Linked DNA regions of Homo sapiens: regions 1 and 3 are each linked to region 2. A link is an interaction called in ENCODE POLR2A ChIA-PET data of the cell type or tissue named here. Cell type or tissue: PC-9. All regions are shown on one strand. Links, peaks and the distances in the headings refer to the core of each region. The heading gives the core; the rest is flanking DNA.

What was found. Peaks named below come from ENCODE experiments on the same cell type or tissue, not always from the same donor. Only the 100,000 strongest peaks of a DNase experiment are listed, where the experiment ranks them.
Region 1: POLR2A ChIA-PET joins it to region 2 with 7 read pairs; 1 of 35 experiments calls an interaction of 5 or more read pairs at or near these places.
Region 3: POLR2A ChIA-PET joins it to region 2 with 5 read pairs; 5 of 35 experiments call an interaction of 5 or more read pairs at or near these places.

What each region holds. Positions count from the first base shown.
Region 1 is chr7:73,428,716-73,439,449 of GRCh38, forward strand. It overlaps FZD9 (frizzled class receptor 9), which reads left to right and starts at 5,063. Exons shown (of 1, transcript NM_003508.3): 1 at 5,063-7,405. The coding sequence starts at 5,293. The coding sequence ends at 7,068. RefSeq lists enhancers at 1-568, 4,882-5,755 and silencers at 4,876-5,165, 6,704-6,998. In PC-9, for the core only: no CTCF peak of the experiment used is centred there; a DNase peak (open chromatin) is centred at 5,006; H3K4me3 peaks cover 1,115 bases.
Region 2 is chr7:74,056,693-74,062,768 of GRCh38, forward strand. It overlaps ELN (elastin), which reads left to right. Exons shown (of 33, transcript NM_000501.4): 21 at 1-21; 22 at 948-1,004; 23 at 3,194-3,355; 24 at 3,448-3,492; 25 at 3,684-3,809; 26 at 4,409-4,447. It overlaps ELN-AS1 (ELN antisense RNA 1), which reads right to left and starts at 5,588. Exons shown (of 2, transcript NR_183555.1): 1 at 5,518-5,588; 2 at 2,213-3,340. RefSeq lists enhancers at 4,922-5,422, 5,423-5,923, 5,467-5,761 and a silencer at 5,564-5,756. In PC-9, for the core only: no CTCF peak of the experiment used is centred there; DNase peaks (open chromatin) are centred at 3,329 and 5,609.
Region 3 is chr7:73,954,442-73,965,175 of GRCh38, forward strand. No RefSeq gene overlaps it. Among named protein-coding and RNA genes, the nearest start is that of ELN, 68 kb to the right of the region's middle. In PC-9, for the core only: no CTCF peak of the experiment used is centred there; a DNase peak (open chromatin) is centred at 6,330.

The DNA of each region.
Region 1 (10,734 bases), core at 2,492-7,491, 630 kb before region 2:
CCAGAATCCAATCAATACCCCTTCCCCAGCCTTAGGCCCCACAAGAGTTCAGCCATTCCAGAAGGATCTCTGCTCCTCTTCTCATTCTGACATTCTTTAGACACAACAGATATTTATGGGGGCCCACTCCAGGGCAGGCTCCCAGACGCTGCAGAGCACAGCCAGGGCCCTGACCTCCCCAGGCTCATGGGGATGAAGGCACAGGTGCAGCATGGTGGCTGCAAGGCACAGAGGTGGGCACGAGGGTCCGCAGGGCGCTGAGTGGGGGTCATCCTGGAGGAGGCAGGAAAGGAAGGGGAGGGTGTACCCTCTAGGGGTTGACATGTGTTCGGGGAGGGGAGGGTTGGGGATGCAGGGACACAGGTCAGGAGGGCGTCCCTTCCCACATATGCAGGACAACTACTGGCCCCAGCCAGGGGTCCCAGGAGGGACGGCTTCTCCCCAGGGGGAGGAGGAGTTAGGGGGGCCCCTCGGCCCAGGGAGGGGTGCCGGAGATGGGCATTGATAGTGACCTCCCTCCTCCCGGCCCCTCCGGTCCTCCGGTCCTCCGCATAGTCTCCCTTTCAGTGAGCTCCAGGAGCATTGTTCCACCTTTGTAAAGAGGGAGATCGGGTGACAAAGCCGGGTGGGTGGGCAGGAGGCCAGAGGCCTCTTCTCTCCCAGGCCGCATCTGCGTGGGGGCGGAGCTCATCCACTCCCCTCCTCTGGCTTCCCAGGCGCGGCCGTTGCCATGGTGACAGGCCTGGCATCCCACGGCCCCTGGGGCGCCCTGCCCACCGAAGCTGCCAGAGGAAGGGCCCCCCGACGCTTCTCCACCCTGGCAAGATGGGGGCGGGGGCCCACAAAACCTGGCTCTTAGGCTAGCCCCAGCACTGGGAGGTTTCTAGCAGCCTGAACCTCCCAAGTCTGTGGGAGGGGAGCCCCACCTCCTGGCACCCTGACAGCTGGGGGCTCAGGAGTTGGGGCCACACATCACTATCATCTGTGCACCTAGGCCTCCTTGGGGCCAGATACAGAGAAATAATATGGTTGTTTTTTTGTGGGTTTTTTTGTGGAGAGAGGGGGTCTTGCTGTGTTGCCCAGGCTGGTCTTGAACTCTGGGCTCAAGCAATCCTCCCACCTTGGCCTCCCAAAGTACTAGGATTGCAGGTGTGAGTCATTGCACCCGGCCAATATGTTATTTCTTGATGTTATTCCATGGCCCTTGAACAGTGGCTGGCATGGGGCCGAGGGAGGGCACGGATGCAGAGGCCACAGTGTGCTGGACAGATGGGCTGGCCTGGACCCTGGATCCACAGAGCAGAGCCTCCAGCCCCAGCCCAGCTCTGCTGGGCTGGCCCTGGGAGGTGATGCTTCAATCTGGGGTGCCAGATGGAACAGAAGAGGAGGAAGACCTTCAGAGCTGGGGAAACAAGCCTGGCAAAGGCCTGGAAGCATGGCTTTGCAGGGTGTTTCTGGGGAGGAGTAAGAGTGGGGTGTCGGGTGTGACAGGAAATGAAGAGGTGAGGCGGGGTCTCTGCTTGGAGGAACTTCCACTGCCATCCCTGAGAGCATGCACTTTATTCTGGGCAGCTGCTGCTGAAGTTTTGGGACCCTCCATTATCAATGCCCAGGTGATCAAAGCTGGGTCCCTTCCCTTCCCTGCAGTGCCCTGCCCTGCCCTGCCCTCCCTTCCCCCCCGCTCCCCTCCCCCTCCCCCTCCCTCCCTCTAACCCCTCCCCCTCCCTCCCCTTCCCCTCCTCCCCCTCCATCCCCTTCCCCTCCTCCCCCTCCCTCCCCTTCCCCTCCTCCCCCCTCCCCCTCCCCCTGCCTCCCCTCCCCCTCTCCCTGTCTTTCTTTTTATTTTTTTTCTAGAGATAGGGTCTCACTCTGTTGCCCAGGCTGGAGTGCAGTGGTGTGATCATGGCTCACTGCAGCCTCCCAGGCTCAAGGGATTCTCCAGCCTCAGCCTCTTGAGTAGCTGAGACTACAGGCGCATACCACCATCCCTGACTTTTTTGTTTATTTTTGTTTTAGAGATGGTGGGGTCTTGCTATTTTGCCCAGGCTGGTCTCGAACTCCTGGGCTCAAGTGATTCTCCCACCTTGGCCTCCCAAAGTGCTAGGATTACAGGCTTGAGCCACGGTGCCTCACCTGGGTCCCCCAGGGTCACAGGTACCATACTCCTGCCTTACCTCTTTGGGAACTTCAGGACGTCTCATGGCCCACATGTGGCTGAGTACTATCCTGTGCTGGACACAGGGCTGGCTGCGTCTCCTTGGTGCCCCATCTCCCGATCCTCTTGAGGAGCGAGGGGCTGAGTGTATGCACGAGATGGCATGTCCCCTGCCTGGTCCCCTCCCTGCTCCAGCACAGCTCTAAGGGTAGCAGAGTACTAATTACAGGGATGTGTGGGAAATGATGGCCCCATTTTCTCACCATTGCCACCACCACTGCTGACTCCTTCCCAAGTCCCTACCACAGGCCAGGCTCTAGTGCAGGCAGGTGTGGCTGAGCTGGGCCGGCTGGGCTGGTGTCCTGCCTCTGGTGGTGTTAACAGGCAGCCTCTTGCAATGGAGGAGCCTGGATGCCAATCTTGACCCTTACGAGCTGCGTAATCCTGGGCAAATATTTGAGTTTGCTAAGCCTCAATTTCTCATCTGTATATGGGTACGGGATTCCTTGTAGCACTGTGATGAGGGTGAACAAATGATCACTGTAAAATCCCTGGCCCAGAGCCCAGGAGGCTCACAACAGGTCCTCGGTCAGTTTCTGTGCCTCCCTGAAGTTCTAGGTTACTCACTCATTCATTCACTCACCATCCCTGGGCTCAGCCAGGGTGCCTAGCCCTGTACTAAGTGCTCGTATGAAACAGTGCTAAATGCTCACGTGCAACAGTACTAAGTGCTCACGTCAAACAGTACTAAGTGCTCATGTGAAACAGTGCTAAGTGCTCACGTGAAACAGTACTAAGTGCTCACATGAAACGATGCTAAGTGCTCACGTGAAATGATGCTAAGTGCTCACGTGAAACAGTACTAAGTGCTCACATGAAACGATGCTAAGTGCTCACATGAAACAGTACTAAGTGCTCATGTGAAACATTCTGAGTCCTCCAGGTGTTTCCAGGCCAAGAGAATAGGAACAGTTGGGTGAAAGGGGGATGGCCTTCTCTAAAGAGTCCCAGATCAGGGCCCCTTGCCCCTTGTGTGGCCTGCCGGTGGCACTTGGATTTCACCCACAGAGCTACCCAGGAACCATGGCAGTTTCTAAGCGGGTCCCAGGAGTCTCAAGGGGGCAGCCTAGAGAGAGGTGAGAGGGTGATGGCGACACTCCCCAGAGGAGCACGGTGGCCTTGTGAAATGGGTATGGGTTCCGGAACAGACAATCACAAATGGAACACTTAGTAGCTCTATGCCCTTGGGTATGTCATTCCTCTCTGAGACTCAGTTTCCCCACCTGGGAAATAAGGATAACGTAGCATTCTTGGATTGCTGAGAAGATACAATAAGGGCAAGTATGAAGTGTGATCGATCAGATTCAGGTGCCCAACACGTGTTGTTGATTTTCTTTTTTTTTTTTTCTTTTTTTTTTTTTTCAGGCCAGGCACCGTGGCTCATGCCTGTAATCCCAACACTTTGGGAGGCCGAGGTGGATGGATCACCTGAGGTCAGGAGTTCGAGACCAGCCTGGCCAACATGGTGAAACCCCTGTCTCTACTAAAAGTACAAAAATTACCCGGGAGTGATGGTGGGCGCCTGTAATCCCAGCTACTTGGAAGGTTGAGGCAGGAGAATTGCTTGAACCCGGGAGGCGGAGGTTGCAGTGAGCCAAGATCGCACCATTGCACTCCTGGGCGATGAGATGAGCCTGGGCGACAAGAGCGAAACTCCATCTCAAAAAAAAAAAAGCTATTTTTTTTTCTTTATTAGAGACGAGGTCTCACTATGTTGCCCAGGCTGATGGGGCAAGATGGGGGTGGGGGTGAGCCACTGCGCCTGGCAGAACTGTTGATTTTAACAGTAGGATTATCTGCCTGCATTACAGAAAAGCAAGCTGAGGCTCAGAGAGGAGCCCCAAGTCACATACACTGAGGGGAGAGGCAGACGCTGTATTTGAGCTGCCACTGGGTACAAGGCAGACTTCCACACGTGGGAAGCCTTAGAAATGGTCTCCCCTGGCCGGGCACGGTGGAGCACGCCTGTAATCCCGGCACTTTGGGAGGCAGAAGCGGGAGCATCCCTTGAGCCCAGGAGTTCAAGACCAGCCTGGGTAACATAGTGAGACCCTGTCTCTACAAAAACATTTTAAAATTAGCCGGGAGTGGTGGTGCCCACCTGTAATCCCAGCTACTCTGGTGGCTGAGGCGGGAAGGTCGCTTGAGCCCGGGAGATGGAGGCTGCAGTGAACTATGGTCGTTCCACTGGACTCCAGCCTGGGCGACACAGAGAGACCCTGTCTCTAAAAAGAAATAACAATTAAAAATAAAAATAAAAAGTCTTCCAGCTGGGCGCGGTGGCTCAAGCCTCTAATCCCAGCACTTTGGGAGGCCGAGGCAGGTGAATCACCTGAGGTCAGGAGTTCGAGACCAGCCTGGCCAAAATGGTGAAACCCCGTCTTTACTAAAAATACAAAAAATTAGAGGGGCGTGGTGGCAGGAGCCTGTAATCCCAGCTACTCGGGAGGCTGAGGCAGGATAATCGCTGGAACCCGGGAGGCGGAGGTTGCAGTGAGCCGATATCGCGCCACTGCACTCCAGCCTGGGCGACAAGAGCAAAACTCCGTCTCAAAAAAAAAAAAAAAAAAAAAAAAGTCTCCCTCCTAGAGTAAAATGAGGCGACCCAGTCTGAGAGTGTGGGTACGGGGACTTCCCGCAGCCTCTCCCAGGCAGCAAGGGAAGGGAAGAAACCGAGTGTAAGCGGAGGGCAAGCGGGCGGACACCCACCAGGCCCGGCCCCACCCCGTGCTCCGCGTGGCCGGGAGACGCGGCGCCTTTAAAGCCCAGTGGGAGGCGTGTCCCTGGGCGTGTCCTCCCGGAGCCCCGCCCCGGGGGCTGGTAGCCTCGGCCCCGGGAGGTTGCGCCGGCTCTGGCTCAGCGGCGGCTCCGGTGGCAGCGGCGGTGGCGGCTAGGCGGGCTCGGCGGCTCCTGTCCCTCGGGCGGCTGCCCGCTCGCTGCCCAGGGCGCCCGGACACACGTGGGCGGCTCAGCGATGGCCCGCGCCCCGCGACGTGGCGGGCAGGCACCGGGGCGCGGGACCGCTGAGCCCGAGTGAGCCGGGGCCGCGCTCCCGCCTTCGGCCCGGGCCTCCCGGGATGGCCGTGGCGCCTCTGCGGGGGGCGCTGCTGCTGTGGCAGCTGCTGGCGGCGGGCGGCGCGGCACTGGAGATCGGCCGCTTCGACCCGGAGCGCGGGCGCGGGGCTGCGCCGTGCCAGGCGGTGGAGATCCCCATGTGCCGCGGCATCGGCTACAACCTGACCCGCATGCCCAACCTGCTGGGCCACACGTCGCAGGGCGAGGCGGCTGCCGAGCTAGCGGAGTTCGCGCCGCTGGTGCAGTACGGCTGCCACAGCCACCTGCGCTTCTTCCTGTGCTCGCTCTACGCGCCCATGTGCACCGACCAGGTCTCGACGCCCATTCCCGCCTGCCGGCCCATGTGCGAGCAGGCGCGCCTGCGCTGCGCGCCCATCATGGAGCAGTTCAACTTCGGCTGGCCGGACTCGCTCGACTGCGCCCGGCTGCCCACGCGCAACGACCCGCACGCGCTGTGCATGGAGGCGCCCGAGAACGCCACGGCCGGCCCCGCGGAGCCCCACAAGGGCCTGGGCATGCTGCCCGTGGCGCCGCGGCCCGCGCGCCCTCCCGGAGACCTGGGCCCGGGCGCGGGCGGCAGTGGCACCTGCGAGAACCCCGAGAAGTTCCAGTACGTGGAGAAGAGCCGCTCGTGCGCACCGCGCTGCGGGCCCGGCGTCGAGGTGTTCTGGTCCCGGCGCGACAAGGACTTCGCGCTGGTCTGGATGGCCGTGTGGTCGGCGCTGTGCTTCTTCTCCACCGCCTTCACTGTGCTCACCTTCTTGCTGGAGCCCCACCGCTTCCAGTACCCCGAGCGCCCCATCATCTTCCTCTCCATGTGCTACAACGTCTACTCGCTGGCCTTCCTGATCCGTGCGGTGGCCGGAGCGCAGAGCGTGGCCTGTGACCAGGAGGCGGGCGCGCTCTACGTGATCCAGGAGGGCCTGGAGAACACGGGCTGCACGCTGGTCTTCCTACTGCTCTACTACTTCGGCATGGCCAGCTCGCTCTGGTGGGTGGTCCTGACGCTCACCTGGTTCCTGGCTGCCGGGAAGAAATGGGGCCACGAGGCCATCGAGGCCCACGGCAGCTATTTCCACATGGCTGCCTGGGGCCTGCCCGCGCTCAAGACCATCGTCATCCTGACCCTGCGCAAGGTGGCGGGTGATGAGCTGACTGGGCTTTGCTACGTGGCCAGCACGGATGCAGCAGCGCTCACGGGCTTCGTGCTGGTGCCCCTCTCTGGCTACCTGGTGCTGGGCAGTAGTTTCCTCCTGACCGGCTTCGTGGCCCTCTTCCACATCCGCAAGATCATGAAGACGGGCGGCACCAACACAGAGAAGCTGGAGAAGCTCATGGTCAAGATCGGGGTCTTCTCCATCCTCTACACGGTGCCCGCCACCTGCGTCATCGTTTGCTATGTCTACGAACGCCTCAACATGGACTTCTGGCGCCTTCGGGCCACAGAGCAGCCATGCGCAGCGGCCGCGGGGCCCGGAGGCCGGAGGGACTGCTCGCTGCCAGGGGGCTCGGTGCCCACCGTGGCGGTCTTCATGCTCAAAATTTTCATGTCACTGGTGGTGGGGATCACCAGCGGCGTCTGGGTGTGGAGCTCCAAGACTTTCCAGACCTGGCAGAGCCTGTGCTACCGCAAGATAGCAGCTGGCCGGGCCCGGGCCAAGGCCTGCCGCGCCCCCGGGAGCTACGGACGTGGCACGCACTGCCACTATAAGGCTCCCACCGTGGTCTTGCACATGACTAAGACGGACCCCTCTTTGGAGAACCCCACACACCTCTAGCCACACAGGCCTGGCGCGGGGTGGCTGCTGCCCCCTCCTTGCCCTCCACGCCCTGCCCCCTGCATCCCCTAGAGACAGCTGACTAGCAGCTGCCCAGCTGTCAAGGTCAGGCAAGTGAGCACCGGGGACTGAGGATCAGGGCGGGACCCCGTGAGGCTCATTAGGGGAGATGGGGGTCTCCCCTAATGCGGGGGCTGGACCAGGCTGAGTCCCCACAGGGTCCTAGTGGAGGATGTGGAGGGGCGGGGCAGAGGGGTCCAGCCGGAGTTTATTTAATGATGTAATTTATTGTTGCGTTCCTCTGGAAGCTGTGACTGGAATAAACCCCCGCGTGGCACTGCTGAGTCCTCTCTGGCTGGGAAGGGGGGAAGGTAGGAGGGTGAGGGCCCTGCAGGAGTCTTTCTTGTAAGCAGAGCTGGCAGTGGGTGCTGGCACCCCCCAATCAGGAGGAAGTCCCCCCGGAACAGCTGTGCATTGCAGGAGTCCCAGACACCATGTGTGCGTGTTTTCCCCTCCCGCCCGTCTCTGTGCTTCCAAATGGAGACAGGGACGCCTGCGGATGTTCAGGGAATTCCCCAGGGTGACACTGCCACCTCTGGCCCCAGGGAGTCCAGTTTGAGGCTATGGATGAGTTTTCCTTCTCTGGGAACTTGCTCTCCTTATTGGCGTGGAAAGTAAAGGTGTCAGCCTGTGTCAATGTTGTCACGAGGACCGCCTCCCTGGGGCCTTGGAAAATTGCTGGTGCGTCTGCCTGGCTCCTCGGGGCCCCCACCAGGGCAGCCCCCACCAGGGCAGCCCCAGCCTGCTCCCTGGCGTCTCCAGGTGGGGTGAAGAGGTTGTTCTGGTCTGTGGGCCTCTGGGTAGCACAGACATGCACGTGGAGCTGGGAAGCCCTTGAGTAGAGTGGGAATTGGGCCCCTAGCTCCTAAGCTTGTCAGATTTGAGTTGCTAATGGCAGCGGTGGGAATGAGGCAGCTCAGGTGGCTGTGCAGAGCTCCACACTGGGGCAGGTATGGGGAAAGGTCCCATGTCCATCTGTGTGCTGGGGTAGCTTAGGGCTGCTAGGGCCTGTCCTGTTTCTGCGGACTGGGTAGCTGGGCACGTGTGGCCATCTGGAGACCCCTATTGGCTTGGGGTCAGACCCCAGGGCCCCATCTTGGCTGCTGTGACTCCAGCCAGGTGAGAGTATTAGTTACTAGTGTCCCTGGGTGCCTACTATACACGGCCGGCATTTGGTGTCAGTGCCAGGAGATCCCAGCGGTCCAGCCCTGCTGCCAGCCTCACTTTAGAGCCACGGGGAGGCTCCAGGAGGGGAGACGCTCAGGTGCTGAGGATGAATGGTGAGGCGGAGCCCCAAACCTAGGGCCTCTCGGGCTGGAGCCCTGTGCCCTACCCCAACCACCAATCCTACAGGGACAAGAAAAGTCCAGTGAGAATCAAACAGGTTGGGTCACGCTCCCAGGAGACAAGACCATGGCAGGCTGAGGGGGTTAAGGGGTATTCCTCACCACAAGGCGCAGTGGTGCCCCAGGGAAGCTTACAGCCCTTGCACCTGTTCTTAGGCCGTTTATTGCACGGGGAACGCCCTCTCCATCTAAATCCTTCCCTTTGCGCAGAGCACACATTAAGTAAGTCCCCATGTGCCTCTGACCAACAAAGCCAAGTGACCCTACCTCCTTGTAATGCTGCACGAGGGTTTTTTGTTTGTTTTTTGTTTGTTTTTGTTTTTAATTTAAGGCAGAGTCTCACTCTGTTGCCCAGACTGGAGTGCAGTGGCACGATCTCAGCTCACTGCAATCTCTGCCTCCCAGGTTCAAGCAATTCTCCTGCCTCAGCCGCCTGGGTGGCATCCGCCACCATGCCTGGCTCATTTTTGTATTTTTTTGTAGAGACGGGGTTTCACCATGTTACCCAGGCTGGTCTTGAACTCCTGGCCTCAAGTGATCCACCCACCTTGGCTTCCCAAAGTGCTGGGATTATAGGCTTGAGCCACTGCACCTGGCCATGCGAGGGTCTTTGAGTGGGAAACAGAATGAGCTCGTTAGAGGCAGTAAAGTGCCCACACTGGGCGTGGGAGGGGCAGAGGCTTCAGGGAGCTGGGCTCACAGGCAGTGGAAGGGAAGATGGGAAGGGCCTATACCAGGGCGGGGGCAGCTGGAGCGAATGGAGAGGATTCCACAGACTTGGGAAGAGCAAGGCAGGCGGGGTGTGGGAAAGGCAGGGGGAGGATGAGCATCCAAGGGCACCCACCTGCCCCTTCTTTCTTCCTTGCTGTCAGTGACCATGTCCTGCTCAGCAGACACCAGCCTGCTGCTGGTTTTCAGGGCAGCCCAGATGGGAGCGCAGAGAGGGGCAGTGCAGGGTCAGGACAGGCCCCGGGGGCTGTGCTTTGAGGCCAGGACCTGGGAGGGAGGGCAGGGCCCTGCCAGCTTTCTCAGACCTGGAAGATGCTATGGAAATAAGTCCTAGGCCCTGGAGGAAAGGGAAAAAGGAAACACAGCCCTCTCATGTGATCTGCTCGCCTCACGTTTCGGACGGGAAGTGTTTAGATTGGTTGGCCGCTACAGCACATAGCCACGCAGTTTGAGGCCAAGCTGGGAGTTGAACCCAAGTCTGCCTCCAGAACTTTTGTGCGTTCCACACCAGGGATCCGATTAGGTCCTGGTGGGGAAAGGCAGGGTGTATGCCTTGGCAAGTTTATGTCCCCAGAAGCTGGGCAAAGCGGGTGGGGAGGAGACAAACACCCCTACCACTGCCAGACCTCTCCCCACGCCCATTAAAGAACCCTCCAGGGCCAAACAAAAATACCTCGGAAACCCACACGTGCTGGCATGTGCATCGCGTGCCCAGGCCCGGGCCTTCCCCTTAGTGGTCCTGGTGCCCAGCATTTGGGTCTTCAGAGTGCGGCACCACACGCCCGCAAGCCTCTTGGGAGGCTGAGCCTGTCCCTGTGGGTTTGCGCTTGTGTGTGGTGAGCCCAAGATCCTCCTGCTCCCAGGAAGTTGCCCGCTCAAGGAAGCAGCTCCTGAACACAGCAGTCCCAGGTGTTGAAAAGCCAGGAGGCCCAGGGCTGGGGTTAGGAGAGCGCAGTTAATGGGAGGTGAGTTCCTCAGTGTCCTCCAGAGACACCCTAGCCCCTGGCCAGCAGGAAGAGATGCCCCCTCTGAGTGGCTCTGTTGGAATCCAGATGCCACCTGTTAACCAAGTCTACTGACCATGTCACCTCCCCAGAGACAAAACTTGAGAAGAGTGTGCAGGACAAGGACAGGCCTCAGCTGACTCCCAGGTCATGACTCAGGCCCCTGTCCTCAGAGATGGAGTTCCCATGCCCCCATTTGCAGTCATCAAAGTGGCTGCCCCACAAGGTCACAGCCTGGTAAGGCAGTGGCTAAGAGTGTGCTGAGACCAGGACACGACCAGAAGTGACCACCCCAAGGCAGTATCCTAGTGTGTGCCTGGGGAAATTACTGGAGGAGCAGGACTTCATAGAGGAAGGCTGGGAGCCCCAAGTGTCACTGTCGCCATGCAGAAAATGTCCAGAAGGAGCATGGTTCTCTTCTCCAGAGCTGGAGGCTGGAGCGGATGAGCAGGAAAATTCAATCTGCTGTTGGGGCAAGCCCGCTTCCTCCAGGCAGGACAAAAATTCCCCAAGTGTTCTGTGTAGGA
Region 2 (6,076 bases), core at 1,019-6,018:
CCGCCAAGGCTGCCAAGTACGGTAAGTGCCCCTGCCCTGCCTGTCCCCAAGTCCTGCTCTCCCGCGGGGCTCAGGGTCCAACCTCAGGGCAAACTGGCTCCCAGGCCTCCAGGACTGAAATGGCCTGGACCAAGGTCACGAGGCCCCTGCCCCATCTTCCAAAGCCACACTCCACTCTTACTGTCCTTTTCAGATGCCCCCTGTTAGGACTGTTGGTCACTGGCTCATCACCCCACCCCCCACCCCCAGAATTGAAGGTGTCTGGCAGGGTTGGGTGGCTGATGCCTGTAATCCCAGCACTTTGGGAGGCCAAGGCAGGTGGATCCCTTGAGGCCAGGAGTTCGAGACCAGCCTGGCCAATATGGTGAAATGCTGTCTGTACTAAAAATACAAAAATTAGCTGGGCATGGTGGCGGGCACCTATAGTCCCAGCTACTTGGGAGGCTGAGGCAGGAGAATGGCTTGAACCCGGGAGGTAGAGGCTGCAGTGAGCAGAGATTATACCATTGCACTCCAGCCTGGGTGACAGAGCAAGACTCCAACTCTAAAAATAAAAAAAAAAGAAAAAGAAAAAGAATTGAAGGTGCCAGGAAGCCATTCTCTTCTTCCTCCGATTCTCCCACCCACCCTTGCTCCCCCAAAAAGTGAGTACTGGGAGGGGCAAGGCTGAAAGTTCTCCACTCCCCGAGGTGCTGCAGGAGCAGGAGTGCTGGGTGGGCTAGTGCCAGGTGCCCCAGGCGCAGTCCCAGGTGTGCCGGGCACGGGAGGAGTGCCAGGTGAGCTGTGTCTCCAGCCCAGAGATGGGTTTGGTTTGTCTCATGGAAGGGTCCCTGGAGTTGACCAAGGTCGACTGCACCATTTTACAAATGGGAAGACTGAGCCTAGAGATGGGAAGCAGGGAGGGGTGTGAGAGATTACTCTCTCACCCCTTCTCTTCACACCTCCAGGAGTGGGGACCCCAGCAGCTGCAGCTGCTAAAGCAGCCGCCAAAGCCGCCCAGTTTGGTAAGTCCCCCTCACCCCCGCCACTGGCTCACGGAGAACTGCTTTCTCCTGTGCCCTGCTCTGGGGTCTGACCGCCCAGCTTCCTGTTCCTTTCCACCCCACTTAAGCTGTCACATTCTGGGGTGGGCCCTCCTTAGACCTTTTGGCCCACTGATGAATGACCTCTAGGAGTGTGGGTGATGTTTCTGATTAGGGGAGCAGGGTGAGCAGTGTGAGCCTCCCTGTTCCTAAAGCCCCTGGTGCCTCCCAGGCTATTGGGGACCTGACCTCATGCTGAGCTCCAGCTCCCCTTGAGGGACTCCAGTTCTCCCCCTTCTCCTTCTCTTTCTCCTTCTCCTTCTTCTTCTTGTGCTCCTCTTCCTTCTTCTTCTTCTTCTTTCTTCTCCTCCTCCTCCTTCTCCTTCTCCCTCCTCCTCCTTCTCATTCTTCTTCTTCTCCTTCCTCTTCTTCTCCTCCTGCTTCTTTTCCTTCTCCTCCCTCTTCCTCCTCCTCCTGCTTCTCCTTTCTTCTCCTTCTTCTTCTTTCTTCTTCTTCTTCCTCTTTTTCTCCTTCTTTCTTCTTCTTTCTCCTTCTTCTTCTTCTTCCTCTGCTTCTTTCTCCTCCTTCTTCTCTTCTCTTCCGTCTTTCTTCTCCTCCTTTTCCTCCTTCTTCTTTCTTCTCCTTCTCCTTTTTTCTTGAGATAGGGTCTAGCTCTGTCACCCAGGATGGGGTACAGTGCCACAATCATAGCTCACTACAGCCTCAACCTCCCAGTCTCAAGCAGTCTGCCTGCTTCCGCCCCCCAAGAGCTGAGACCACAGGTGCCCACCACCATGCCTGGCTAATTTTTTAATTTTTTTGTAGCGACAGCGGTCTCACTATGTTGCTCAGGCTGGTCTCAAACTCCTAGGCTAAAGCGATCCTCCTGCCTCTGCCTCCCAAAGTCCTGGGATTACAGGCGTGAGCCACCACACCCGGCCTGCAGTACTTCTTGTTCCCCATCTCTTGCTACATTTGAGGGCCACCCTGGCAGCCCCAGGTGCCCACACTTTTCTGAACATGGCAAATCGTGGCAGCACCAATTGTAGAGCTCAACTGTATGTCAGGCCCTGGGCATGGGGTCTGTAGGCCTTGGCCCTAGGGACCTGTGGGCTGAAAGGTTCAGATCAGAATCTCTAGGACTGAATAGGCCAGAGAGCATTTCGACTGCAGGTCTGCTGAGCCCCATATTCTCACACACAGCAATCTTTATTATTTATTTATTTGAGACGGGGTCTCACATTGTCGCCCAGGTTGGAGTGCAGTGATGCCGTCAGCTCGCCGCAGGCCTCAAACTCCTAGCTTAAGCCATTATTCCCCCTTAGTATCCCTAGTAGCTGGGGCTACAGTCACATGCCACCATGCCCAGTTTAAAAAAAAAAAAAATTGTATGCGATCCTCCCACATTGGCCTCTCAAAGTGCTGGGATGACAGGCATGAGCCAACGTGTCTGGCCTACAAAAATCTTACAGAGTTGATTTTATTTTTCCCATTTTACAGATGTGGAAACTGAGGTTCCCAGAGCTTAAGTAACTTGCCTACAGTTGCACAGCTAAATGGTGGCTGAGCTGAGATTTGAACCCAAAGCCTTTCTGTCTTACAAAGTCCCTTATATAATGTAAATCTGCCTCCATCAGCCTCAAATCTCCAAGGGGTCCTTGTCACTGAAAAGGTTAAGAACTCCTGGCCAAATGCAGCAGCTCACAACTATAATCCCAGAACTTTGGGAGGCCAAGTCGGGTGGATCACCCAAGGTCAGGAGTTTAAGACCAGCCTGGCCAACATGGTGAAACCCTGTCTCTACTAAAAATACAAAAAAATTAGCCGGGCATGGTGGTGCGCACCTGTAGTCCCAGCTACTCAGGAGGCTGAGGCAGGAGACTCACTTGAACTCGGGAGGTGGTGGTTGCAGTGAGTCGAGATCACGCCATTGCACTCCAGCCTGGGCGATAGAGTGAGACTCTGTCTCCAAAAAAACAAAGTTATGAACTCCTGAGCCTGCACACACTTCATATTAGGGAGGAGGAAGCTGAGGCCCAGCAAGGGAAAGTAACTGATCCAGGGTCACACAGCAAATCTATGCCAGGGCCGAGGCTCCAGCCCTCTTTCCATAAGCTTCTGTCCTCTTTGATCAGGTCTTGGTTAATGATCAGCTCTTCTCAATCTTGCAGGGTTAGTTCCTGGTGTCGGCGTGGCTCCTGGAGTTGGCGTGGCTCCTGGTGTCGGTGTGGCTCCTGGAGTTGGCTTGGCTCCTGGAGTTGGCGTGGCTCCTGGAGTTGGTGTGGCTCCTGGCGTTGGCGTGGCTCCCGGCATTGGCCCTGGTGGAGTTGCAGGTGAGTTTCATGAGTCAATGAGCCTGAGGGGCCCCCGAAGCCTCCATGGGCCCCGCCTCCATCTCTAATCCCCCTCTCTCTCCCTCCCTCAGCTGCAGCAAAATCCGCTGCCAAGGTGGCTGCCAAAGCCCAGCTCCGTGAGTGCCTCGCCCACCTTTCTCTCCTCTCCCCAACGATCTCAGAGCTGGTTAGGGGCAACAGCCAGGGAGGAGGCCGCTGCTTGGATCTGGGCCCCTTCCTCTGGGACTAGGCTCAGCTCCCTGGGCAGGACACCTCCTTAGGGGCATGCTCCCTGCCTGCTGTCGCCACCACTGCCCTCTGTCTGCAGGAGCTGCAGCTGGGCTTGGTGCTGGCATCCCTGGACTTGGAGTTGGTGTCGGCGTCCCTGGACTTGGAGTTGGTGCTGGTGTTCCTGGACTTGGAGTTGGTGCTGGTGTTCCTGGCTTCGGGGCAGGTGCAGATGAGGGAGTTAGGCGGAGCCTGTCCCCTGAGCTCAGGGAAGGAGATCCCTCCTCCTCTCAGCACCTCCCCAGCACCCCCTCATCACCCAGGGGTGCATAGTAAAATCCTTGTTAGGTTCTCCTAAGCATCTGGGGGTAACAGATAGCGGGAGGAGGGCAGACCAGGCCAAGGGACCCCAGGCTGCCCAATTGCAGAGTATCTGCCTCCTCAGTAGAGGGGTGGCAGGGCTCCAGACTGAGAAAAAGCCTGCCCTCCAACCAGGGAAGGAGCAGGTAGATCAGCCTGGCTCCCCTTCAGCAGTGCTCTGTGGCCAGGGGACCACTAGGAACTCCAGTTCTTCACCAGCTGGTGACTGAGCCCCACTCTGTGCCCAGCCTCAGGCAGTCCATGCTAGGCCTGGGGAGAGAAGGAAGGGGCAGACGGAAGGTGGAGGCACTGTTCAGCCCTAAAGCTCTGTGCCTGTACAGCTTCAGGGCTTTGAGGAAGCAATAGAGGCCAAGGAAGTCAGGGAGGGCTCTCTAGAGGAGGCGGCAGAACTCCCAGGCACAGAGCTCGGCTCCTGACCACTCCCCAACTTTTCTTTCTCCCCAGTACCTGGAGCCCTGGCTGCCGCTAAAGCAGCCAAATATGGTGAGTGCACCCCACAACCACTTGTGGCTCCCTTGCCACCACACCATCCCTGACAGCACAGGACTGGGGTGGTCACAATAGAAAAAGGCAGTTTCGGCCGGGCGTGGTGGCTCACACCTGTAATCCCAGCACTTTGGGAGGCCGAGGCAGGCAGATCACCTGAGGTCAGGAGTTCCAGACCAGCCTGAACAATATGGTTAAACCCCATCTCTACTAAAAATTCAAAAATTAGCCAGGCGTGGTGGCGGGCACCTGTAATCCCAGCACTTTGGGAGGCCGAGGTGGGCAGATCAACTGAGGTCGGGGGTTCCAGACCAGCCTGACCAATATGGTGAAACCCCATCTCTACTAAAAACACAAAAATTAGCCAGGTGTGGTGGCGGGCACCTGTAATCCCAGCTACTCGGGAGGCTGAGGCAGGAGAATCGCTTGAACCCAGGAGATGGAGGTTGCAGTGAGCCGAGATCACGCCACTGCACTCCGGCCTGGACGACAGAGCGAGACTGTATCTCAAAAAAAGAAAAGAAAAGAAAAAGAAAAAGGCAGTTTCTAGGACACGTTTATGACAGTTTAAAAACCTGGCCCCTGCCCACTAAATGCTTATGGTGCCTTCAACCCCTGTGACCACCAAAAACACCCTTGAAATCCCAGTTGCCCCCCAGGAGGCAATTCCACCATCCCTAAGCTTGCCCTGACCCTGACAGTTACATGGTCCCTGTGTCCAGGAAGGGACTGGGCCTGCTGTGGGTATGAGGAGTCTGGGCAGTCTCTGCCTCCACCCCAGCTCTCTGGCCCGAGCAAAGGAGCTGGTATTCCTCATCTGGGCACCCCGGGCCCCCGCCCGCCTTCCTGTCCTGCCAGCAGGACCGCTCCCACCACGAGCCAGCCCAGAGGACGTGGCAGTCCCACAGCCTCTGCACTTGGCGCTCTGGCAGCCCTGCCTGGCCAGACCCACGCTGTCTGTAGCCCCTGAATTCCTGGCCTCCTGTGAGCAGCGTTGGTGGGAGGTGGAAGACTCCCCCAGGGATCCACCAACCAGCCGGGCAGGTCCACTTGGGGCCAGTTTCTACCTCGGAAAATCCTGGCTTCCTCAGCGCCGACCCCCAGCAGCCCTGGCCTCCTCCCCTGCTCACTGCTGACTGCTTGGCAGGCCTGAGTCAACAGACATTGCCAGGGAAACAGAGTGACGTCATGTGGTGGAGCCGCGAAGGGCGCAGGCTCCCCAGCCACTTCCCGTCCCTGAAGCCCTGAGCACACTGCTTAACCTCTGCTCTGCCTCAGCGTTCTCATCTGCAAAATGGGAATGACAATAGTGCCTACCTTTCCTGCTGCAATGCATAAAAAATGGGCTGCTAAGTGTGAAGCACTCAAAATGTTAAGTGCCTGCTGTAGATACTATTACCGTTGTTTGTTTGTTTGTTTGTTTGTTTTGACAGAGTCTTGCTCTGTCGCCCAGGCTGGAATGCAGTGGTACGATCTTGGCTCCCTGCAGCCTCCATCTCCCGGGTTCAAGTGATTCTCCTGCCTCAGCCTTCCAAGTAGCTGGGATTACAGGCGCCCGCCACCACGCCTGGCTAATTTTTGTATTTTTCGTAGAAACAGGGTTTCACCGTGTTGGCCAGGCTGGTC
Region 3 (10,734 bases), core at 3,462-8,461, 100 kb before region 2:
CTGGAAGCTGGGGCAGCAGGGAATGGCAATTAACACCGAAAACCAACCAACCAACAAAAACAACATCACAAAACACAAACTGGGGCTGTCTCCATTCTTCCTGATCTTCAGGGGACCCTGAACCACCAATAGAGAGCTTCTCTTAGAGCTCTTTCTGTCTGTACCTGGTTTACCATCTTAGCCTCCTGAGTGGTTGGGAACCACAGGTGCACGCCACCAAGCCCAGCTAATTTTTATATATATTTTGTAGAGATGGGGTCTTGCTGTGTTGCCTAGGTTGGTCTCAAACTCCTGGCCTCAAGAACCTCGGCTTCCCAAAGTGCTGGGATTACAGGCATGAGCCACCATGCCTGGCCAAAATTTTAATTTTTTATGTAAATCTTTCTGATAAAAATTTCAGGTCCGATGGCTCAACTGGTAAATCCTATCAAATAATTAAGGAGGGAGTAATACGAATCCCACCAAAACTTTTAGAAAACATAGAAGAGAACACTTCCTAAGTAATTTTATCAGGCCAGTGTTAACTCTGATACCAAAACCAAACACCTAACAAATAGACCAGGAGTCAGCAAACCATGGCTTGTGGGGCCAAACCAGACTACGATCTGTTTCTGTAAATAAAGTTTTATTGAAACACAGCCACAATTATTAAAGTACATACTGTCTCTTCCTATTTTCCTATTACAGTGGTTGAGTAGTTATAGCAGAAATTATATGACCTGCAAAGCCTCAAATATTTACTGACTCTTTACAGAACAAGGTCTGCTGGTCCCTGATATGGACCAGCAGCCTTCATGGAAAAAGATGCAAAAATGCTTTAGAAAGATTAGCAAGTCAAACCCAATAAATAAAAGAGATAAAATATCAAGGTCAAGTGAAATGTATTCCAGAAATACAATGTTGCTTTAACAAAGAAAACAAAAATAAGCCAATGTAACGCAATATATTAGCAGAAGAAAGGTTTAAAATGCATGATCATCTCAATAGTTGCAGAAAAGAAGCATTTGATAACATTCAGAATCCATTCATTATTATAATTTTTTTTTGAGAGAGAGAGAGTCTTGCTCCATTGCCCAGGCTGGAGAGCAGTGGTGTGATCTCGGCTCCCTGAAACCTCCACCTCCCAGGCGCAAGCAATTCTCGTGCCTCAGCCACTCCAGTAGCTAGGACTACAGGAAGGCGCCACCATGCCCAACTAATTTTTGTATTTTTAGTAGAGATGGGGTTTTGCCATGTTGGCCAGGCTGGTCTCGAACTCCTGGCCTCAAGTGATCCACTCCTCAGCCTCCCAAAGTGCTAGGATTATAGGCATGAGCCACCGTGCATGCCCCATTGATAATTAAAAAAAGAAAAAAAAAAGAATTCAGCAAACTAAATATAAAAGGGGACTGTCTCAACGGCAAAAAATATAGCTACAAAAACTTAAAGCTAATGTCTTAATGGGTAAAGTATGAATGATTTCTCTCTAAGATTAGAAACAAGGCAAACATGTCCACTCTCGCTGTTTGCATTTAGCATGGTACTGGAGGTTCTAGCTTGTGCAATAATAAAAGAAGAAAAAATAAAAGGCATACCAATTGGAAAGGAGGAAGAAACACTGTCCTTATTGCAGACAACATGATCATCTATGTAGAAAATCCTAGGAAATAGGAAATAAGCTACTAGAACTAATAAGTTAGCAGAACAAAGTGTCAATTGAATTTCCATATGCTAGCTCAAACAGTGGGAACTGAAATTTTAAAAAGAAAGTCATTATTATTATTATTATTATTATTATTATTATTATTATTATTATTTGTCTCCCAGGCTGGAGTGCAGTGGCACAATCTCAGCTCACTGCAAACTCCACCTCCCGGGTTCAAGTGATTCTCCTGCCTCAGCCTCCCGAATAGCTAGGATTATAGGCATGCCTCACCACGCGTGGCTAATTTTTGTATATTTAGTAGGGATGAGGTTTCACCAGGTTGGCCAGGCTGCTCTTGAACTCACAAGCTCAAGTGATCCGCTGGCCTCGGCCTCCCAAAGTGCTGGGATTACAGGTGTGAGCCACCAAGCCCGGCCTAAATCCCACCCCCTTTGCTCTGGCTCTTGATCTCATTGTATCAATCTCTGCTTCCATTATCACATCTCTTTTTTCTGACTCTGACCCTCTTGCCTCCCCGCTTACGAGAAACTTTGCAATGGGACCTATCCAGATAATCCAGGATAATTTCTCCACCTCAAGATCCTTAATTTAGGCTGGGTACAGTGGCTCATGCCTGTAATCCCAGCATTTTGGGAGGTTGAGGCGGGCGGATCTTTTGAGTTCGGCAGTTTGAGACCAGCCTGGCCAACATGGTAAAACCCCATCTCTACTAAAAACACAAAATTAGGTGGTTTGTCTTTTCATTTTCTGGGTGCTTTGAAACAAAGTTTTTGGCCAGGTGGGGTGGCTTATGCCTGTAATCCCAGTGCTTTGGTAGGCTGAGGTGGGAGGATCACTTTGAGGTCAGTAGTTCAAGACCAGCCTGGAAAATATAATGAGACCCGCCCCCTGCTCCCCATCTTTACAAAAAATCAAAAAAATTACCTGGGCATGGTAGCACATGCCTATATGCCTGATGATGTGCCAGCTAGGCAGGAAGATCACTTGAGCCCAGGAGTTCAAGGTGCAGGGAGCCATGATCACTTCACTGCACTTCATCCTGGGCAACAGAATAGGACCTTGTCTCAGGGGCTGGGCGCAGCGGCTCACGCCTGTAATCCCAGCACTTTGGGAGGCTGAGGTGGACGGGTCACGAGGTCAGGAGTTCCAGACCAGCCTGGCCAACATGGTGAAACACCGTCTTTACTAAAAATACAAAAATTAGCCTGGCATGGTGGTGCGTGCCTGTGATCCCAGCTGCTCGGGAGGCTGAGGCAGGAGAATCACTTGAACCTGGGAGGCTGAGGTTGCAGTGAGCTGAGATTGCGCCATTGCACCCCAGCCTGGGTGACATGGGTGACAGAGCAAGACTCCATCTCAAAAAAAAAAAAAAAAAAAAAAAACAAGAACAGAAACCCTGTCCTTACAAAAAAGGAACAAAGAAAAAAAAGAATACAAAGTTTTAAATTTTGATGAACTCCAATTTATGAATTTTTTCTTTTATTACTTGTGCTTTAGGTGTCATATCTAAGAAACCATTGCCTAACTCAAGGTCATAAAGATTTATACTTATCTTTTCTTCTAAGAGTTTTGTCGCTTTAGCTCTTATATTTGGGTCTATGATCTATTTTGAGTTAAGTTTTGTATATGGAATGAGGTAGGGGCTCAAATTCATTCTTTTGCATGTGGATATACAGTTGTCTCTCACCATTTGTTGAAAAGACTAACATTCTTGTCAAAAATCAATTGACTGTGAATGTGTGGGCTTATTTCTAGAGTCTCAATTTTATTCTATTAATCCAATGTAGATTCTTAAGTCACTACCATGATGTTTTCATTATTACAGCTTTCTAGTAAGTTTTAAAGTCAAGAAATGTGAGTCTTCCAATTTTTTTCATCTTTTTCAAGATTATTTTGTAATTCTGAGTCCCTTGCATTTCCATATGAATTTTAGAAGCAGCGTGTCAATTTCTACAACAGAGGCAGCTGAGATTTTGATAAGGATTAAATTGAATCCATAGATCATTTTAGGGATTATTGGCATTTTAACAATATTAAGTCTTCCAATCCATAAACACAGGATGTCTTTCCATTTATTTAGGTCTTCTTTAATTGCTGTTTCTTTTTTTTTTCTTTTGAGACGGAGTCTCACTCTGTCACCCGGGCTGGAATGCAATGGCACAATCTTGGCTCACTGCAACCTCCACCTCCTGGGTTCAAGCGATTCTCCTGCCTCAGCCTCCCTGGTAGCTGGGATTAGAGGCAGGCACCACCATGTCTGGCTAATTTTTGTATTTTTAGTAGAGACGGTGTTTCACCATATTGGCCAGGCTGGTCTCGAACTCCTGACCTCAGGTGATCCACCTGCCTTGGTCTCCCAAAGTGCTGAGATTACAGGCGTGAGCCACTGCACCCCATCAAGACTTCTTTAATTTCTTTCAACTGTGTTTTGTGGTTGTCAGAGTATGTCTTGTGCTTGTTTTATTAAATTTATTCCTAAGTATTTTATTTTTATGTTATTATAAATGGAATTGTTTTCTTAATCTAATTTTTTGGATTGTTCATTTCCAAAAAATATAACAGATTTTTATATATTTATCTTGTATTCTACAACCTTGCTGAACTCATTTATTAGTTCTAATAGTTGTGTGTGTGTATATATGTCTGTGTGTTTGTGTAATCCTGAGGATTTTCTCTATACAAGGCCACATTCTCTGCAAATAGAGGCAGTTATACTTAATCCTTTCTAATCTGGATGCCTTTATTTCTTTCTCCTGCCCTGGCTAGAACATCTGATGCAATGTGGAATATAAGTGTTGACAGGGGACATTCTTGTCTTGTTTTTGATCTTAGGAAGAAAGCTTTCTACCTTTCATCACTGTGTATGATGATAGGTGGGTTTTTATGGATGTCTTTTTTCAGGTTGAGAAATTATCCTTCTATTCCTAGTTTGGAGATTGTTTTTATCACAAAAGGGTGTTGGATTTTGACAATGCTTTTTCTACATCTATTGAGACGATGATATGGTTTTGCCTTTTATTCCATTAATAGGGTGTATTAACTGCATTGATTTTTGTACACTGAGGCAAACTTACATTCCTGGCATAAATCTCACTTGATCATTGGTATATAATCCTTTTTGTATGTTAGTGAATTCATTTTCTAGTATTTTGCTGAGAATTTTTTTGTCTTTATTTGTAAGAATTATTGGTCTATAGTTTTCTTTTCTTGTTTTGTCTTTGTGTGGTTTTGGTGTCAGGACCTCAGAATGAGTTGGAAAATTTCCCCCCTATTTTTGGAAAGGTTTTTGGAGGATTGATATTAATTCTTCTTTAAATGTTTGGCAGAAATCATCAGTGAAGCCATCTGGTCCTGGGTTTTTCTTTGCAAGGAGTTCTTTTGTGTTTGTTTTGCTTTGTTTTGTTTTGTTTTAATTATTAATTCAATCTCTTGTTATAGATATTTTGAGATTTTTAATTTCTTTTTGTGTCTGTTCTAATAGCTTGAGGCTTTGTAAGAATTTGTCCCTGGGATACAATTGTTCATAGTATTCCCTTATAATTCTCTATCCTTCTGTAAGGTTAATAGTAATGTCCTGGCTGGGCGCAGTGGCTGACACCTGTAATCCCAGCACTTTGAGAGGCCGAGGCGGGTGGATCACCTGAGATCAGGGGTTCGAGACCAGCCTGGCCAACATGGTGAAACCCCATCTCTACTAAAAATACAAAATTAGCCGGCTGTGTTGACGTGTGCCTGTAATCCCAGCTACTTGGGAGGCTGAGGCAGGAGGATCACTTGAACCCAGGAGGTAGAGGTTGCAGTGAGCCGAGATTGTGCCACTGCACTCCAGCCTGGGCAACAGAGCAAGACTCCGTCTCAAAAAAAAAAAAATAGTAATGTCATTTCTTCCATTCTCAATTTTAGTAATTTGAATTTTTTTCTCTTTTTTTCTTGGCAAGTCTAAAGATTTGTGAATTTTGTTGATCTTTTTGAAGAACCAACTTTTTGGTTTCATTAGCTTTCTCTATTGCTTTTCTGTCTCTATTTCATTTATTTCCCCTTAATCTATATTATTTCTTTCTTTGTATTTGCTTTGAGTTTAACTTTGTTCCTCTTTTTCTTGTTTCTTAGGGTAGAAGTTTAGGTTATTGATTTGAGATCTTGCTTCATTTTTAATATAGGAATTTACAGCGCTATGTTTTCCTTCTAAACTTCTATTTATTCTTGAGCCAGTTTTGGTCATTTGTGTCTTCAAAGAATTTGTCCATGCTACTTGAGCTATCAAATGTACTGGCATGCTATTGCTCATAACATTCCCTTATTATCTGTTTCATGTACACAGAAGCTTTAGTAATGTCTCTTCTTTCATGACTAATATTGATAATGCAGTATTCTCCATTTTTGGTTTAAAGAATATAGCTTGAGTCTTATCAGTGGTGGTGAGAGACTGTGGTGGCCCTATGAGTCCCACCTCCTGCCATCACACCTTTGTGTGGCCTCCCCTTGAGCGTGGATGTGACTTGTGACTTGCTTCTAAATCATAGAATATAACACAGGTGAAGGCATGTACATGATGACGTGTATGTGATTACATTATGTAAGATAATAATCCATCTTGCTAGGACACTCTTGTCCTCCCCACCATACACCTAATGGCTTTGAGGAAGTAAGCTGCCATGTGGCAAGGAGATGGGAGTGGCCTCTGGCTGACAGCCAGGTGGAAACTGAAGCTCTTGGTCCAGCAGCCTGCAAGGAACTGAATTCTGTCAACCACCACATGAGTTAGAAGTCGATTCTCCACCAGTTGGCCTCAGATGAGACACCTTGATTGCAACTTAGTGAGCTAGAAGCAGAGGACCTAGCTAAGCTGTGCCTGGACTCCTGGCCCCCAGAAACTATGAGAAAATAAATACATGTTGTTTAAAGCCACTGTTTGCGGTGGTTGTGTTGCTACACAGCAATAGATAATGAATACATCAACACTTGGACTTTTCAAAGAAACTGCTTTTGGTATCAGTGATTTTCTTCATTATTGGTTCATTTTCTATTCAATTGATTTCTGCTTTTTATGATTCGTATTTTTCTACATCAGGTTTAATTTGCTCTTTCATTTTCTAGCATGTAAGGTAGACCCTTGGCTGGGTGCAGTGGCTCATGCCTGTAACCCTAGCACTTTGGGAGGTCAAGGTAGGAGGATTACTTGAGCCTAGGAGTTTGAGACTAGGCCTGACAATATAGCAAGACAGTGTCCCTACCAAAAAAAAAAAAATGAATTAATTAAAAAATTAGCTGGGTGAAGTGGCATATGCCTGTACTCCCAGCTACTTAGGAGGCTGAGGTAAGAGGATTGCTTGAACCTGGGAGGTCGAGGCTGCAGTGAGCTCTGGTTGTACCACTGCACTCCAGCCTGGGCAACAGAGCGAGACCCTGTCACACACACACAGACACACACACACACACACACAGGTAGAACCATCACTCATTTATTTTAGAGCTTTCTTCTTGTGTATAACAATTAGAGCTATAAATTGCCCTCAAAGCGTTGCTTAAGGCTGCACCCCTCAAATATTAATAGGTTGTTTTTTCATTTCTATTTAATTCAAGATATTTTCTAATTTCCCATGCGATTTCTTCTTTGACCTATGGGTTATTTAGAAGTATGATAATTTCCTAATATTTGCAAATTTTCCAGATCTTAGAACTCACTTTATTTCTCTTCTCTTGGGGATCACGTCTCAGCACTGCCTATGGTTCACATCAGACAACTGCCGCTTCACGTATTTTGTTTGGTTTTCCAGTTTTTAAGATAGAAGGATCAATCCAGTTCCCGTCGTTCCATGTGGCTAGATGCGAAGTGATATGTTTGGGTTTAACTCTACCTGCTTGCTATTTGTTTATTTGTTTCCTCTGTTCTTTGCTTATTTTCCTACCTTCCTCTTTTTTTTTTTTTTTAACGAAGTCTCCCTCTGTCACCCAGGCTGGAGTTCAGTGGCATGATCTTGGCTCACTGCAGCTTCCACTTCCTGGGTTCAAGTGATTCTCATGTCTCAGTCTCCCGAGTAGCTGTGATTACAGGCGCCTGCCACCACACCCAGCTAATTTTATTTATTTATTTATTTATTTATTTATTTATTTATTTATTCTGTAGAGGCAGAGTTTGCTCTGTCACCCAGGCTGGAGGGCAGTGGCGCAATCTCGGCTCACTACAACTTCCACCTCCCAGGTTCAAGCAATTCTCCTGCCTTAGCCTCCCAAGTAGCTGGGACTACAGGCGCACGCTACCACACCCGGCTAATTTTTTTGTATTTTAGTAGAGACGGGGTTTCACCATGTTGCCCAGGCTGGTCTCGAACTCCTGAGCTCAGGCAATCCACCCGCCTCGGCCTCCCAAAGTGCTAGGATTAAAGGTGTGAGCCACCACACCCAGCCTCCTACTTTCCTTTAGATTGAAGTTTTTTGTTTGTTTTGGTTTTTGTTTGCCATTTTTTCACCTTTTACCTATAAGCTATTTCTTTGTGTGTGTGATTATCCTAGAGTTTATAATTTGAATCTTTAACTTTTCACAATCTACCCTTAAATTGCATTTAACACTTCATGAATAATACAAGAACCTTACAGCAGCATACTTTGATTTCACTCTTCCGTCCTTTATGCTATTGTAGTCATGCATCTCGGAAGTTATAAACCCCACAATACACTGCTATTTTTTTCTTTAAACAATTCCTTTTTTTTTTTTTTTGAGACAGAGTTTCACTCTTGTTGCCCAGGCTGGAGTGCAATGGCGTGATCTTGGCTCACCGCAACCTCTGCCTCCCGGTTCAAGCAATTCTCCTGCCTCAGCTTCCTGAGTAGCTGGGATTACAGGCATGTGTCACCACGCCCGGCTAATTTTGTATTTTTAGTAGAGATGGGGTTTCTCCTTGTTGGTGAAGCTGGTCTCGAACTCCCAACCTCAGGTGATCTGCCCACCTCGGCCTCCCAAAGTGCTGGGATTACAGGAATGAGCCACTGCGCCCAGCCAATTATCTTTTAAAGAAATGAAAATAAGAGAAAGTATCTCTTACATTAGTCCACATATTTGCCATTCCTAGTGTTTTTCATTGTCTTGTATCTCATGCTTATGTGTATCTTTTTCCTTTAGCCTGAAATTTTAATTTTATAATTTTTTGTAGTGCAATTTCTGCTGGGCAATAAATTTTCTCACCGTTTGTTTCTTTAAAAAATACCTTTATTTTGTCTTCATTTAGGGGAGACTATTTTAACTGAGTAAAGAATTCTAGGTTAATAGCTTCCCCCCCAACCCCAGCACTCTAAAGATGTCATGTTATTGTCCTCTAGCTTTCATTGTTTCTGACAATAAGTCAGCAGTCATTCTTATCTTTGTTCCTTCTACATAATGTGTCATTTCGCCCTCTGGCTGCTTTTAAGATTTTTCTCTTTATTTTTGGTATTCAACAACTTGATTGTGATATGTTTTGGTGTGGTTTTCTTTGAATTAATATTTATTCTTCTTGGAGCTCTTTGAGTTTCTTGGATCTTTGGGTTTATGATTTTAATCAAATTTGCAATTTGAAGAAAATTCAGCAATTATTTCTTCTGCCTCTGGTACTCCAGTTATATGTGTGTTGGATGGATTAATATTGTCCTACAGGTCACCAAGCCTCTGTTAAAATTTTTTTGGCTTGCTTTTTTCCCTCAGTGCTTTAGTTTGGATATATTCAGATTCATTGATCTTGTCTTTGTAGTGTCAAATCTGCTGTTAAGCTCATCCTATATTTTTTTATCTTAGACATTATATTTTCAGCTCCAGCAGTTCCATTGGTTCTCTTTTAAATCTTCTATTTCTCTCCTCATTATGTTTGTTTTCCCTTTAAAATCTTGAACATATTTCTATAGCCAATTTAAAGTCTTGCAAACTAATTTGATCACTTCTGGATCTGTTTCATTGATTTTTTAAAAATTACAAGTCATATTTTCCTACTTCCTCACATGTCTGTACATCCTTTTACAGCTTTATCGAAATACAGTTTACTTTACCATACAATTCATTAATTTATCATGTATACTTTAATGACTTTTAGTATATTCACAGAATTGTACATCCATCATCACAATCAATTTTACAATATTTTCCTTATCCCTAAAAGAAGCCCTCATCCCCCAATCCCTCCATTCTGCCCCACCCTCAGCCCTAGGCAATCACCAATCTACTTTTTGTCTTTAGAGATTTGTCTATTCATATAAATGGAATAATACCATCTTTGATTCTTTGTGACTTAACATCATGTGTTCAGAGTCCATCCATGTTGTGGCATGTATCAGTTCTTGTTTCTTTTCATTGCCAATAACATTCCATAGTATGGCTATAGTAAGTATTGATTGGATGGTTAATATTGTGATGTTATGCTATTCTTGTTCCATCCATGGCAATTTTATGACACAAATATGACTCTCCCTACTTTACGGATGAGGAAAGTGTGTCTCAGATAGAAGGCCACACAGTGGGTGGAACTCCTAGGAAGTTGGTATAACAGAAAGGACATGGCCTTACCCTAAGGGGAGAGGCATAGGCATGCTTTGCAAAAGGTCGGAGGGAAGACATAGGGAGCTCCCCCAAAAAGTAAGTCTGGTGAGGGAGGTACAACCATGCTTTGGAAACTCTGATCTGAGTGGGGCATGGACCCTTCCCTGAGAAGCCCCAATCAGAGGGGGAAGCTGTGACCCTTTCTTGGGCACTGTGACCTGAGGGGAGATGTGGTCCCACTTAGAAAAGCCCCCATTCATCAGGCCTCTCTTGATCAGTGGAGGTCAGCAGGCATGGGCCTGGGTCCTAAGGCACCTTCAGCTCTCCGGAGGGCCTGCCAGCACAGGGCACAAGGCCACATCTGTTTGCAGGAAGCTGCTACTCAGACAGGGCCAGAAGTGATGCCAGGCACAGAGCCGGAATCCCAAAGCACCCAGTCTGGGCTTTGCCCACAGCTGGGACCCAGAGCTGTCCAATGACTATGACAGCGCCTAGTCAGTGGGTGCTTATTCATATCCGCTGGGTGGTAGTTGGGCCACCTGCCTCCAGCTCTGCAATCCCCTCTCCCTGTACCTGGGGCCTCTTG